2 separate regions of the Homo sapiens genome follow, and region 2 is linked to region 1. The links are chromatin contacts, found by Hi-C or POLR2A ChIA-PET in ENCODE. All regions are on one chromosome and are shown on one strand. Each heading gives the region's core, a stretch centred on a gene start or an enhancer-like site at or near the end of the contact. The rest is flanking DNA. Distances are from core to core; before and after follow the strand shown.

The links. Hi-C counts contacts between places; a loop is a spot of excess contacts on that map. ChIA-PET counts read pairs that join two places held with the same protein, here RNA polymerase II (POLR2A). Pooled maps may share reads with other maps.
Region 2: a loop to region 1 is called in a pooled map, with 2.3 times the contacts of the local background. The contact joins two enhancer-like sites. A Hi-C loop is called at or near these places in 1 of 37 single-sample maps with no recorded cell type and 2 of 50 pooled maps. POLR2A ChIA-PET finds 5 or more read pairs at or near these places in 1 of 52 experiments (OCI-LY7).

Annotation. Positions count from the first base shown.
Region 1 is chrX:46,457,351-46,464,458 of GRCh38, forward strand. It overlaps KRABD4 (KRAB domain containing 4), which reads left to right. Exons shown (of 6, transcript NM_001129898.2): 4 at 5,398-5,524; 5 at 5,848-5,958. Among named protein-coding and RNA genes, the nearest start is that of KRABD4, 14 kb to the left of the region's middle. Within about 2 kb of position 4,446, at least 2 of the 41 ENCODE cell types and tissues checked have a DNase peak (open chromatin) inside an H3K27ac peak, as active enhancers do.
Region 2 is chrX:46,787,765-46,794,872 of GRCh38, forward strand. No RefSeq gene overlaps it. Among named protein-coding and RNA genes, the nearest start is that of SLC9A7, 32 kb to the left of the region's middle. Within about 2 kb of position 4,352, at least 14 of the 41 ENCODE cell types and tissues checked have a DNase peak (open chromatin) inside an H3K27ac peak, as active enhancers do.

The DNA of each region.
Region 1 (7,108 bases), core at 3,196-5,695:
GGCTGAGAGAAAATACATGCAATGCATATGATATGCAAAGGATTCATATATAGAAAATGAAAAAGGATGAAAGAAGATGAAAAATGTGGTGGACATATAGTCAAAAAGATAAGGCAAGCAATTTATGAGAAAAAAGTGTGATGCCATTTGAAAAGATGTTTACTTTCCCCAGTTTTCAAGCCATGAAAACAGGGCTGATTTTCATTCCTCCCTTTCTGTTGCATTCCAACAAATGAACCCAGTCTCAGCCCTTCTACTGTTTGCCTTTCAGAGTTTTTTTTTTTTTTTTTTTTTTATATATACAAAACCACAACATTTTGCATGGGTTGTTTTTAATGAAAATATGCTCCTCCTATGCTTTTCTGTTTTGGGGTTTTTGTTTTTTGTTTGTTTGTTTGTTTGTTTGTTTTTTGAGATGGAGTTTCGCTGTGTCACCCAGGCTGGAGTGCAGTGGCACAGTCGGCTCACCGCAACCTCCACTTCTCGGGTTCAAGCGATTCTCCCGCTCAGCCTCCCAAGTAGCTGGGATTACAGGTGCCTGCCACCACGCCCAGCTAATTTTTGTATTTTTAGTAGAGATGAGGTTTCACCATGTTGGCCAGTCTGGTGTCAAACTCCTGACCTCAAGTGGTCCACCCGCCTTGGCCTCTCAAAGTGCTGGGATTACAGGCATGAGCCACCGCACCTGGCCCCGACGTTAGAAATTTCTAAGCACAATGAAAATCTTAAAAATTATCAAACATCCATATCAAAGTGAGAAAAATATTTGAAGTATACATAACAATGGGCTGCCTTCTTTTATACACTAAAATTCTAACAAATCATTGAAGATCACACCTAATATATAGCTGAAAGAATATGAAATGTATGTAGAATAGTATACCATGTATCATACTTCATATTCTTAAACATTAAAAAGGTTGATAATAGTACAGTCAAGTATGTAGAAAAAACACCAAAGAAGTTATAAACTGTATACAGCATTTTGTGGTGGAACAGTTGGTTTACATATATCAACATTTACAATGCAAATACCCTTAACACAGTAATGCCCTTTCTAGAATTTTACCCTAGACCTTTAATATATCAATAAGACAAGACAACCCAACAGAATGAAGACTCATAGTAACAGAAATATTAGTGGCCTAGAAACATACAAAAAGATTATAATCCTCACTAAAACTCACATACCTGCTGTCATTTATCTGTAAGAGTGGTAAACTTTGAAAAGATAGATAAGAGCCACTGTGGATGAGAGTACTGGCTGGTTGAGAGGTAATTTGGCTGTACTTATTAAATATCTTTTTCTTATTTTAATCAGCAGTTGCATTGATAGGACTCCATCCTAGTGAAATATTTATATGTCCACAAAGATTTCCAAAGCAGTTCTATTCATACTAGCAAAAAGTAGAAGGAGAAAGCCCTAAGTGTCCCATGTTCCTGAGAATCCAATAATGGTAGAATGATAGCTATACTACCAGGTGGCATTGCTTATGATAAAAATGACCCCTGATTGGTAAACAAACTTCACATGGATGAGGAGGACTATAGAATAGTTAAATAAATTGCCACATCCATACTCTGGAACTGTTATGATAAAAATTGACTCATATGTAAGAATGTCTGGGATACTTTTGTCTAAGTGAAAAAAACCAAAGTTCAGAAAAGCATAGTAGGAGCAGCCGGGCATGGTGACTCACACCTGTAATCCCAGCACTTTGGGAGGCCGAGGTGGGTGGATCACCTGAGATCAGGAGTTCAAGACCAGCCTGGCCAACATGGTGAAACCCTGTCTCTACTAAAAATACAAAAAATTAGCCAGGCATGGTGGCGCATGCCTGTAATCCCACCTACTCATGAGGCTGAAGCAGGAGAATTGCTTGAACCTGGGGGGCAGAGGTTGCAGTGAGCCAAGATAGTGCCACGGCACTCCAGCCTGGGCAACAGAGCGAGACTGTCTCAAAAAAAAAAAAAGAAAAAAAAAAAAGAAATTTCTGATGTCTAGGTAGTCAAGTTTATCACTCTGTAGCTATGTATTTTCTGAATTTGGGGATTGCTTAGAAAGGCCATCAGCCACTACAAAACTATCAAAACTTTTAACTTATCTATCATTTTTATGGTTATTTTGTACACATTTAAATCTCTAATCCATCTGTAATTTACTTGGGGGCTCAGAGTAAGATGAGTAATTTACTTTTATGGAGTTTCTTCCCTCCATAAATGCCTAGCCAGATTTTCCTAATGACATCTTTTCTGCAGAGATTTAAGATACTTTTATTATGAAGTAACCTCTGACACTGTACTTCTAGGATCTGTTAGTGGTTATTAACTCTCATTATCATTGTCATGTTTAGCTATGTGTTACTGGAAGCCTGATAATGGAATGACGGCTGTTTTACTAGGTCTGAGAGATAGGGAAGGAAACCCAAGTTTTTCCTACTGTCTCCTCTCACTTGACACAACACTTCTGACACCATATGTAATCCCAGGCCCCAGGCTGTTCCCTCACATACCAAGCAGTTTTCCCTGGACACCAGCTCGGTGTGCTGTGAAGTCAATTCCATTCTGACACCATCTACCTGGAGTTAGCGTGAGCTCCCACAGGTTGAGGGCTTAGTCCCACAAGACTGCCCTGACTTGAGATGCCAGTCACAAGTAGGGTGTCACCTATACATCTGACTGATGGGCCACAAATTGGGGGTTCCCATGAACCCCTCCTGAAGATTGATTAATTTGCTAGAGTGAGTTTCAGTTTCCCTGAGTTTCCCCTATTTGTTATAAAGGATATTACAGGCAAAGCGCGGTGGCTCATTAATCCCAGCACTTTGGGAGGCCAAGGCGGGCGGATCACCTGAGGTTGGAAGTTTGAGACCAGCCTGACCAACATGGAGAAACCCCGTCTCTACTAAAAATACAGTTAGCCGGGTGTGGTGGTGCATGCCTATAATCCTAGCTACTCAGGAGGCTGAGGCAGAAGAATCACTTGAACCTGGGAGGTAGAGGTTGCAATGAGCCAAGACCACATCATTGCACTCCAGCCTGGGCAACAAGAGCGAAACTCAGTCTCAAAAAAAAAAAAAAGCTGGGGGCAGGGGGGTGGATATTACAGAGGATACAGATGAACCGCCAGATGGAAGAGATGCATAGGGCAAGGGATGTGGGAAGGTCCACGGACCTTTCATGCCCTCTCTGGACTCACTACCATCCGGGAACCACCAAGTGTTCAGCTGTGTGGAAGCTGTCTGAACCCACCCAGCCCTTTGGTTGTTGTCGTTATTGTTGTTTTTGAGAAACAAGGTCTTGCTCTGTCCCCCATGCTGGAGAACAGTGGTGCAGTCTTGGCTCACTGCAGGCCCAACCTCCTGGCCTCAAGTGATCCTCCCTTCTCAGCCACCCTTAGTGCTGGGATCACAGGAGCCAGCCACCACACCCAGCCACAGTGGGGTTTTTATGGAGGCTTCATCACAGAGGCATGATCATCATTGGCCCTTGGTGATCAACTCAACCTTCATCTCCTCTCCCCTCCCAGGAGTTTTGAGGATGGAGATGAAATTCCCAACCTTCTAATCCTGTCTGGTTTTCTGGTGACCAGCTTCCATCCAGAAGCTACCTAGGGGCAGCCAGCTAACAGTCATCTCATTAGCATATAAAAGATACTTTGATCACTTCAGAGGCTATTCCAAGGGTTGCAGGAGCTTCTTGCCAGGAGACAGGACAAAAACCAAATATATATTTCACAATATCAAACCAGGTGACATTACTCCAGATAAAATTGACTCTGGATTGGTAAACAAACTGCATCTGGACTGGAGGACTGAGTAAACTATGACTGGCTGGTAGGAAGCCATGGATTGGGGTTTTCTGAGCACATTGCCACTCAGTGATAAGTAACTGGGCCCATCTTTTGCTGGGATCCTCGAAGCCATGCCACTGGGACCATTACAAGAGATACTGGTCTATGGAACAGGTTAGGGCTTCCAAGCAACATCATCCTAGCACTCAGCAGTGTGGTTTTGTTCCCCAGCACCGGAGCTATCACGAGGGAGGGGCAGATTGGGCTAACAGCTCCTGGATTGCTCTGAGAAGCCCTCCTGCTGGAGAAGCCTGCCTGTCCCCACCCTCTGGCACGCTGGCTTTCCTGCCCCTCTCCTGCACAGCTGGGTAAACTGGTGCCACTGTGGCTGATTTGGGCCTTATGGGTGCAGCGAGTGGCTTGAATTGAAGGCCACCAAGTGTGGGCGTGACAGGATGGGATCTGGAGCAGAAACAGGCGGGTTATTAGTCTTTGCAAGGAATTGGGGCGCTTGTAGAAGTGAGTTCTTGTTTGGTGGTGACAAGGCCAAGCACAGACCTTTCCCCTTTTGCTTCAGTCAGCTGCCCAGGCCACAAACCTCTGGCTTCCTGTTCTTTGTTTCATGATTGATTAGCTATGTTTAGAACTGTTTGTTGTAGCTCTGTGTCCCCTGTGAAGGCTGCTCTGTCAGCCCCAGGCAGGATTGACTTCCTCCTTTGTGGACCACCCGGACCCCTTCCTACATCTGTCACTGTCCCTGTGAGGCAGGCTTCCTCCCTGCCTCTGTTTCATCTATGAGTGTCTTGAGTGTCTTAAGTGTCACTTTTCTCCCTCCACTAAACTGAAGCTCCTTGAGTTCAAGAGGTGTGGTTTTGTATCAATCTTTACTTCACAGGACTTACCAGCCCGGCCTCTGTTCAGTAAACATGTGTTGAATGAATGAATTTCCAGGGTAAAATATTTCTCATACCCTATCTGTTTCTCCTATAAAGTTCAAAATGATTTTAGTCATATAGATACTCTATGTAATATACTATGCCAAACTGACTAGTGACTGGCATAAGAACAATTATATGAGAAAGGCCAGGCCGGGCGCGATGGCTCACGCCTGTAATCCCAGCACTTTGGAAGGCTAAGGCGGGCAGATCACAAGGTCAGGAGTTCGAGACCAGCCTGGCCAATATGGTGAAACTCCGTCTGTACTAACAATACAAAAATTAGCCGGGCGTGGTGGCGGGCTCCTGTAGTCCCAGCTACTCGGGAGGCTGAGGCAGGAGAATCGCTTGAACCCGGGAGGCAGAGGTTGCAATGAGCCAAGATTATGCCACTGCACTCCAGCCTGGGCGACAGAGCAAGACTCGGTCTCAAAAAAAAAAAAAGAAAGAAAGGCCATTGTGGGTGTGGGAACCAGACCGTGTGGATTCGACTCCCCTCATTCCTGGCTGTGTGACCTGGGTTAGTTACTTAGGCTCTGTGCACCTCACGCTCTTCATCTGTCAAGTTTCTCCTAGAGGGCACAGAGTAAGCCCTCCGTGTGCGTGAGATGCCATGTCCCAGTGCCCCAGGCTGGTCCTGGGGTGCTAAAGAGGAATGTGCCATTACAGGAATCATTGACCTTCAAGGACGTGTTTGTGGACTTCACCCTGGAGGAGTGGCAGCAACTGGACTCTGCCCAGAAGAACCTCTACAGGGATGTCATGCTTGAGAACTACAGCCACCTGGTGTCCGTGGGTGAGGGACCGTGCCACAGGGTGATGCAGAATGCCTCCAGTACTGTGTTTCTTTCTCAGCTGCTCCAAGCTCTGGGGCCTAGGAACAATGAGTGTGGGTTACCACCCTCAGTGAGTTTGGGTTACTGCCCACTGTGTAGTATTCGTAGTCTCCTTTGGACACTGGAGAGCATATTGGTGCCCTTGCTTGCTATGTGAATGTTCTGTACTGAGGGGCAGATAGCTGTGTGCATGGGGCCATCACCTTCAGCCTGCAGGGGTGGGCCTAGGTTCTGGAATTCCTCAGCATTAATAACGAAGTCCTATGTCATTTCCCCCGAACAGGGTATCTAGTTGCGAAGCCAGATGTGATCTTCAGGTTGGGACCAGGTGAAGAGTCCTGGATGGCAGATGGGGGGACCCCGGTACGGACCTGTGCAGGTGAGGACAGGCCAGGTGAGTCAGGCCGGGGAAAGGAGACCAGGTTGGTTGGTGAGAGCTTGGCCTCTGGGATGTGCTCAGGAGCCCTTCTCAGAGCCTCGGACTTGTGGACATGCCTAGGCTCTGATGAGCAGAACTGTTGTCATGTCCAAATGAGGCCTCTGCCTGGCCGCCGGTTACAGTCTCTGTGTTCTTTGTTTGGCATTCACATAGATTGTGGCCACTTGTTCTGAGATCCCATTTCTACCTTCCAGCCTCCTGGCTTGTTAGTGAGAAGTGCCAAGCCCCTTCTCATTCCTCTCCCACCACCTTTCTGGAAGCTTTTAAGACTTATTCTCCCACCTTCTTGGCCTTTTGTATTTTCACCATAGTAGATGTATTAATAGATGTCAGCATTTTCTCTTTATTGGGCATACTGTGGGCCCTTTCAGGCTGAAATTTGGCCTTTTTTTTTTAGCCTAAGGTAGATTATCGTACCTGTTTTTTTGTTTGTTTTTTGTTTGTTTGTTTGTTTGTTTTGAGTCACTATGGACACCAAAGCTTTGCCAGTGACCTTTACCCAGCCAGGTACCCACCACGTTCTTGCCTGCTTTCACTTTGTGGTTAACACTGTAAACCTCACACCATTTTCTGTTTTCTCTACTTATTTCTTCTCAGACTCTTACAAATCTGACTTCATACTACTTGTTATCAGATTCCTCCATTTTTCAATACGTCCTTCCTACTCAACTCTTGTTTTTGTTATTATCTCTTTACTTTTTCAAAAAAAAAAAACACACTTGAGAGGACATTACTCCCAGGGTGGAATACTTCAGTGAACCGTATTTTAGTCCTGCATAGAACTGCTTTTTCCTTGTCTATTTTTCCTGTGGGCTACCTACAAGGATCCAGAAACTCTTCAGATACACTGGTCTACTCTTTCTCTCCCCTTCATAGTACCCCCTTCACTGGCCCATGGCAAAGAAGCCTGTTTAGAATGCTATTACTCTTCAGAGGGTGATCCCTGCCTGGGCATTGTTGGGGCACTAAGTAGAAAATCAGAATCAGGCCCCACTCTAGATTTTCTGAAAGAGAATGTGCATTTCAACAAGCTCCCCAGGGACCCCATAGGCACAGTAAAGCTTGAAAAGCACTGCTCGTTAGAGATTAATTTCAGAGCATCAGC
Region 2 (7,108 bases), core at 3,102-5,601, 330 kb after region 1:
ATTATCTCCAAAAATGAAATACTTAGGTATAAATCTAAGAAAACACATATAGAATATGTATGCTGGATAACTATTGAAAAACAGGGGTGGAAAGGATAGCAATGGAGATGGAGTGTGGGCAGAGGGCAGAACCATTTGCTTCACTCTAGGGAAGCACGCTTTACCCTGCATAACCCATGAATACTACTCTGACACTCTGACACTGCTTTTGCTTACCTATTCTTCATCTCTGTGCACATCCTCAGAATGTACACAGTCTTGACTGTTATCTATTTCTGCAATATTGCTGCATATCAAATTACACCAAAATTCAGTGGCTTATAACCATAAGCATGTATTTAGCTCACAAATATGTGGCTCAACAATTTAGACTGAACTCAAATCGGGGAATATCTCTGGTCTTCACTAGGATCACTCTATTGTCTCGGGGTTGGCTAGCTGTCAACTTATCTCAGATGGCGTTGGCTGCTACTGGGGTCACTTGACTGTTCCATATATTTTTCATATATTCACCACATATATTTCATCCTCTGGCAGGCTAGCCTGAGCATGTTCTCATGGTGAGGGCGGAAGAGGAAGAGCAGAAGTGTATACCTGTAAGTGCTTTTTAAAACCTCTGCATGGCGGGGCATGGTGGCTCACGCCTGTAATCCCTGCACTTTGGGAGGCTGAGGCGGGCTGATCACCTGAGGTCAGGAGTTCGAGACCAGCCTGGCCAACATGGCAAAACCCTACTAAAAATACAAAAATTAGCTGGGCATGGTGGCACGCACCTGTAATCCCAGCTACTGGGGAGGCTGAGGCAGGAGAACCGCTTGAACCCAGGAGGCGAAGGTTGTAGTGAACCGAGATCGCACCACAGCACTCCAGCCTGAGTGACACAGCAAGTCTCTGACTCAAAAAAAACCAAAAAACAAACAAACAAAAAACACCTCTGCATGCATCACATCTGCTAACATCCCATTGTCCAAAGAAAGTTACATGGCTAGCCTCAGAATCAAGGGGCACAGAAATATACTCTGTCTCTTCGATCAAAGGAGTTTCAAAGTTACGTGTCAAAGGTACAGATACAGGAGGAGGAGTGAATAATTGGGAACATTAATGCAACCAGTCTACTAAAATCATGGTGCGAGGCTCTAATCTTTGGCACCCTCCCTGGCCGCAATGCATTTTGTGACCTCAGTCTTCATTCTTGCACATCACTTTGATATCATCATTACTCTCCCAGCACATCCTTTCAGGATTAGCTCTAGGGCTGGTCTAAGACACAGATAGATGAATGGGCCACTGATTTGCATTCCAATCTCACAGCTCTAAGCTCTGAAAAGCATCTGGCCCAGGCTAGGCTGGTTTAGTTGAGCCGTGGGTGGGAAATAAGGGCTGTGCTCATGCCTAAGGGTCTGAACTGTTCTCTGTCGCCAAATTGCTGAGCTTTCAAAAGCTGGATGTGACCTTACCTCACTCAGACTTGTTATTTACAGCTGTGTTTCCACTAGTGAGGTCGTTTTGGGGATCTGGAGTCAAAAACCTTCCTCTGTCACTGGAAAATATTTACTGATTTCTAGCTGTGTATCTGACCATGCTAACTTCTTCTTTTTTTCTTTTTTCTTTTTCTTTTCTTCTTTCTTTTTGATGGAGTTTCGCTCTTGTCACCCAGGCTGGAGTACAGTGGTGTGATCTCAACTCACTTCAACCTCTACCTCCAGGGTTCAAGCAATTCTCCTGCCTCAGTCTCCCGAGTAGCTGGGATTACAGGTGCCCACCACCATGCCCAGCTAATTTTTTGTATTTTTAGTAGAGACAGGGTTTCGCCATGTTGGGCAGGCTGGTCTTGAACTCCTGACCTCAGGTGATCTGCCCACCTCAGCCTCCCAAAGTGCTGGAATTACAGGCGTGAGCCACCTTGCCCAGCCTGCTAACTTCTTTTTATATGCTTTAGATCAGTCATCATCTGTATGTTCTCTCTTTCCATCTGAACCAAATTCTTGACTTTCCTCAATCCTATGGCTATGTGATTCCTAAAGTGTCTAAAACAGGCTGGGCACAGTGGTTCACGCCTATAATCTCAACACTTTGGGAGGCCGAGGCAGGTGGATCACTTGAGGTCAGGAGTTTGAGACCAGCCTGGGCAACATTGTGAAACCCCATCTCTACTAAAAATACAAAAAATTAACCGGGTGTGGTGGTGGGCGCCTATACTCCCAGACACTCGAGATGCTGAGGGTAGAAGGATCACCTCAGCCAGGGAGGTCAAGGCTGCAGTGAGCCATGGTCATGCCACTGCACTCCAGCCTGGGCGTTAGGAGTAAGACCATGTCTCAAAAAAATAAAGTAAAATAAGTAAAGTGTCTAAAACACTATGATCATTTTTCTTCCATGTCAACTTATCCTAAATTACTGACCTGGTCTTCTGTAAGTACTTAATGTTGGTGAGCATTGTGCTCCAAACTGAGCGCCCAAAGTGTATACCAAAGCATATTACGGGTTGGATGATCAGACTGGACTCTAAGCTCAATCTATGCAATAAAAGCTGAATGGAGAGTAAAGCCATATCAAACCTTAAGCTAGCACAGAGAGACAACCTGACTAGGCAGAAAATGTATGAGCATTCAAGACACTGGGCCCAGTCAAGGGCAAAGTTGGTAGGAGATAACATGGAGGTAAAATTCAGGAGTCCAGATAATGTCACACATTTGGGTCCCTAAGAAGCAGACACTGAGACGAAGCTTAGTTCGCAAGATATTTATTAAAGAGCGTCCTTACAGACAACACCTGCAATGGAAAGGGAAGGATGGAGAACAGGTCAGACAGAAAAGTCAAGCTGCAAAATAGGCCCAACGGTCTCAACCAGCCTCATGAGAAACGATAGAAATAAAATGACCCTTCAGAGTTGTCTAAGGCTGGGCCAAAAAGACCAGGCCTTATATTCCCGCATCCATCAGTCACTGGATATGAGCCACCAGGAGGTGCGTCATCACCTTGAACGGGGCGACTCTGCAACTGAGGCAATCTCTGAAAGGGCCAAGAGCTGAAGGCTGCCTACCTATAGCTGTCCTAGCAACTGGGACGAGTTTCTCCTTGGTGGGAGACCTGAGAGGTGGATGACAGTGTTAACCACAGACAGCAATTTGGAGACCTTATGTTCCTTTAAAACGCTTAAGTTCCTGCTCCTATAGGTTTGCCTGAATCAATTTTTTTTTTTTGAGCCAGAGTCTCACTCTGTCGCCCAGGCTGGAGTGCAGTGGTGCAATCTCAGCTCACTGCAGCCTCCGCATCCTGGGTTCAAGTGATTCTCCTGCCTCAGCCTCCTGAGTAGCTGGGACTACAACTGCACACTGCCACATCCAGCTAATTTTTTGTATTTTTAGTAGAGACGGGGTTTCACCATGTTGCCCAGGCTGGTGTCAAACTCCTGAGCTCAGACGATCCACCCACCTCAGTCTCCCAAAGTACTGGGATTACAGGCATGGGCCACTGCACCCGGCCCTCCTGAATCAATCTTAAATGCAGGGCCCCAAGCTCAGTCTCTGACAGCAATTCTACAGTGTTTCTTTCAGTCACCTCTGAGATTGGAGTTCTTTTTTTTCCGTCATTTTTGTCCAGTCTGATTTATTATTTGGGAATCATGACATAACTTTGCAGCTATAAACACATAGAGCTTAACATGTTGTGGCAATTTAAAAACATGTCCACAGGCCGGGTGCGGTGGCTCACGCCTGTAATCCCAGCACTTTGGGAGCCCAGGCAGGCGGATCACTTGAGGCCAGGAGTTTGAGATCAGCCTGGCCAACATGGTGAAACCCCGTCTCTACTAAAAATACAAAAATTAGCTGGGTGTGGTGGTGGGCACCTGTAATCCCAGCTACTGGGTGGGGGGAGGGGCTGAGGCAGGAGAATCACTTGAAGCTGGGAGGCGGAGGTTGCAGTGAGCCAAGATCATGCCCTTGCACTCCAGCCTGGGTGACAGAGCAAGACTGTCTCAAATAAATAAATAAATATATGTCCACAAATTCTTTGATTCTTCTTCCATTGAGAAGTGTGGCTTATGCACCTTTTCTTTGAACTGGGACAGGATTGTGACTGGTTTGTAGCCGCTAGAAAGAGGAAGAAATGATGCCGCATGACTTCCAAAGCTAGGCCAGAAAAGGCGAGGCAGCTCCTGACTTCTTCCCTGGGACTTTGACTTTTGAGTCCCTAATTCACCATGTAAAAAGTTGGATTATCCTGAGGCCACCATGCTGTGGGACAGTCCAGGCCATATGGAAAGGTCACATAGAGGTGTTCTAGTCAGCACTCTCAGCTGAGGTCCCAGCCAACATTCAGACACGTAAATGGAGATACTTCCTTGTGGTTCCAGCCCCCAGCCGCTGAGTCACCCCAGTCATCAAGTCTTCCCAGCTGAGGCCCTAAACATCGTGGAGCAGAGACAATGGACTCCCACTGTGTGCTTTGTCTGAACTCCTGACCCACAAAATTAGTGGGCATAATAAGGTGGTTATTGTAAGCCTCGAAGTTTTGGGGTAATTTATTACCAAGCAATTAGGTAGCCAGAACACGCAGGATACAAAGCTTACTATGAGCAATGATAAATGCTCTGGACAGCCTGTGCACGCTTATAGAATATGTTCTGTGTGTCTTTTGGCTCTGCAGGGACCTGGAAATGACTCAAAGAAATTCTTCCTTTGGAAGAATTAAAAAGTAGAATTTCTAGATTTAAAGCCTAGTTTTTGGAGGTCTACTGTGTGCTTTGCTTCAAGAGGCAAGTTTGTGACAAATGAAGCCCAGCCATTCTAAAAAAATCCAAGCATGTAGATGCCTCAGAGGATGTAGGAAATTAGTCATTAACCACACAAGTTTAGTTCCTGATCCAAAATACTGTGTGCATGTTTTGCAATTTAATCTGGTTGGCACTGGATTTTTGTTTCATTTTGCATTGACTAAACATAAGATACAGGTTGGCCCAGTTGCGTTAGTCATAAAATATATCAAGCCATCTTAGTTAAATAGCTTTTAAAGCTAAGAATTTTCTCTCTGGATAAAATAATCTCATTTAGATAATGTTTCCAGATACCTCCAAGTGAGCGTGAATATCAGTGTTTGAGCAATCCAAATGAAGGAAGTCCTTTTATTTTCATAGCAGCTAAGATAATTTATATCATTAACAAACAGAAGAAGTGAGGAATTCCACTTTCGGTTTTAATTAGAATGTAAAGACTCATTAAATGGAAGGAACTGAAAACCACCATCTTCAACAGGTCATAATGTACCCAATGTAACAAGTAAAATGCCTCGGGAAATTGCAGAGCGAAATTTTCCTGGTGCTCAATATGGTTTAAATTCTAGGGGTTGGATTAAGGAAAATATCTACCTTATTACCTATAATGTCTCCCTACTTATTCTAATCAGATACTTTAGAGAAATTGTTGGAGATCACTTGCCAGAAACATACCTCAAGGTTTCCATCTCACCTCTGAAAAGTGACTTAGAAGAAAAGTGACTTTTGACTCCAGTCAAACTGTTTTCTTCTAAACCCTTGACGTCAACAATTTTTACTTAACATGAAACCTATATATTGCAAACAATTTCTCTTCCTACTTAATGATATTGGGGGATGATATTGGGGGATCTTCCCGATAATACTATGGTAGGACAAGTTGAAAGAAGAAAAACCTCAAAAAGGTATTCTTTGTCACTTCAGTCAGTAGGCAGCATTTGATCCTGAGGTTACAGGGCTGAGAAAATGAAATGGAGAAAATATGTATTGAAGGCTTAGAGGTGGCAGGAACTATTATTATCACATAGAGAACTAAAGCCGAGAGATAGTAACCTGCGCAAGATCATGTAATCAGGAAGGGGTAGGGCCAAACTTTGAACACTGGGGCACCTTTGACTAGGAAGCAGTACTGCTTCTTGGAACAGAGCTTATGAAAAACGGGGCCTAGAAACAGTAGGAAACATTTGAATACACAAGAGTATGGTTACCCCCTATCACATCCAAGGAAAAACAGAGGAATCAGGTAGATCATGAGCTGGTTGTTTTGCATCTTTCTATTCCATTTCTTCTGTATTCACTCATCAATTCTAGCATTTGTCTCTCTATGCCTTGTTAGCCCACTCATCCTCCACTTTCCTAATCACCCTTCCTATAGCCTATGCACTTTGAACACAGAGACCCACCCCACTCCATCCTAGTTGCTAGGAGAACTTAACAAGGTAAGGTATTTCACAATAGAACTGTGTAAATTGTAAAGTGCCATTTAAATGTGAGGTATTATTATTATTTATACTAATTTGATGTTGCGTCCTGTTCTACCACATTGCCTGGAATGGAATCTAATTCTTCTTCTTTTTTTTTTTTTTTTTGAGACAGAGTCTCGATCTGTCACCCAGGCTGGAGTGCAGTGGTGCAATCTCGGCTCACTGCAGCCTCCGCCTCCCTGGTTCAAGTGATTCTCCTGCCTCAGCCTCCTGAGTAGCTGGGATTACAAGCACGCGCCACCACGCCTGGCTAATTTTTGTACTTTTAGTAGAGACGGGGTTTCACCATGTTGGTCAGGCTGGGCTGGAGAGTTTTTTGTTTTTTTTTTTGTGGTAAAACACACTTAACATAAAATGTACTTTTTTTTTTTTTTGAGACAAGGTCTCACCCTGTCACCCAGGTGCAGCAGTGCAGTGACACGATCATGACTCACAGTAGTCTTGATCTCCTGGGCTCAAGGTATCCTCCTGCCTCAGCCTCCTGAGTAGCTGGGACCACAGGCACGCACTACCATGCCTGGCTAATTAAAAAAAAATATGATTATTATCTCTATTTGAGACTGAGTCTTGCTCTGTCACCCAGGCTGGAGTACAGTGGTGCAATCTCGGCTCATTGCAACCCTCTGCTTCCCGGATTCAAGCGATTCTCCTGCCTCAGCCTCCCAAGTAGCTGGGACTACAGGTGCCCGCCACCACGCCCAGCTAATTTTTGTATTTTTAGTAGAAACAGGGTTTCACTATGTTGGCCTGTCTGGTCTCGAACTCCTGACCTTGTGATCCACCTACCTCGGCCTCCCAAAGTGCTGCAATTACAGGTGTGAGACACCTCGCCTCACTATGTTGTCCAGGG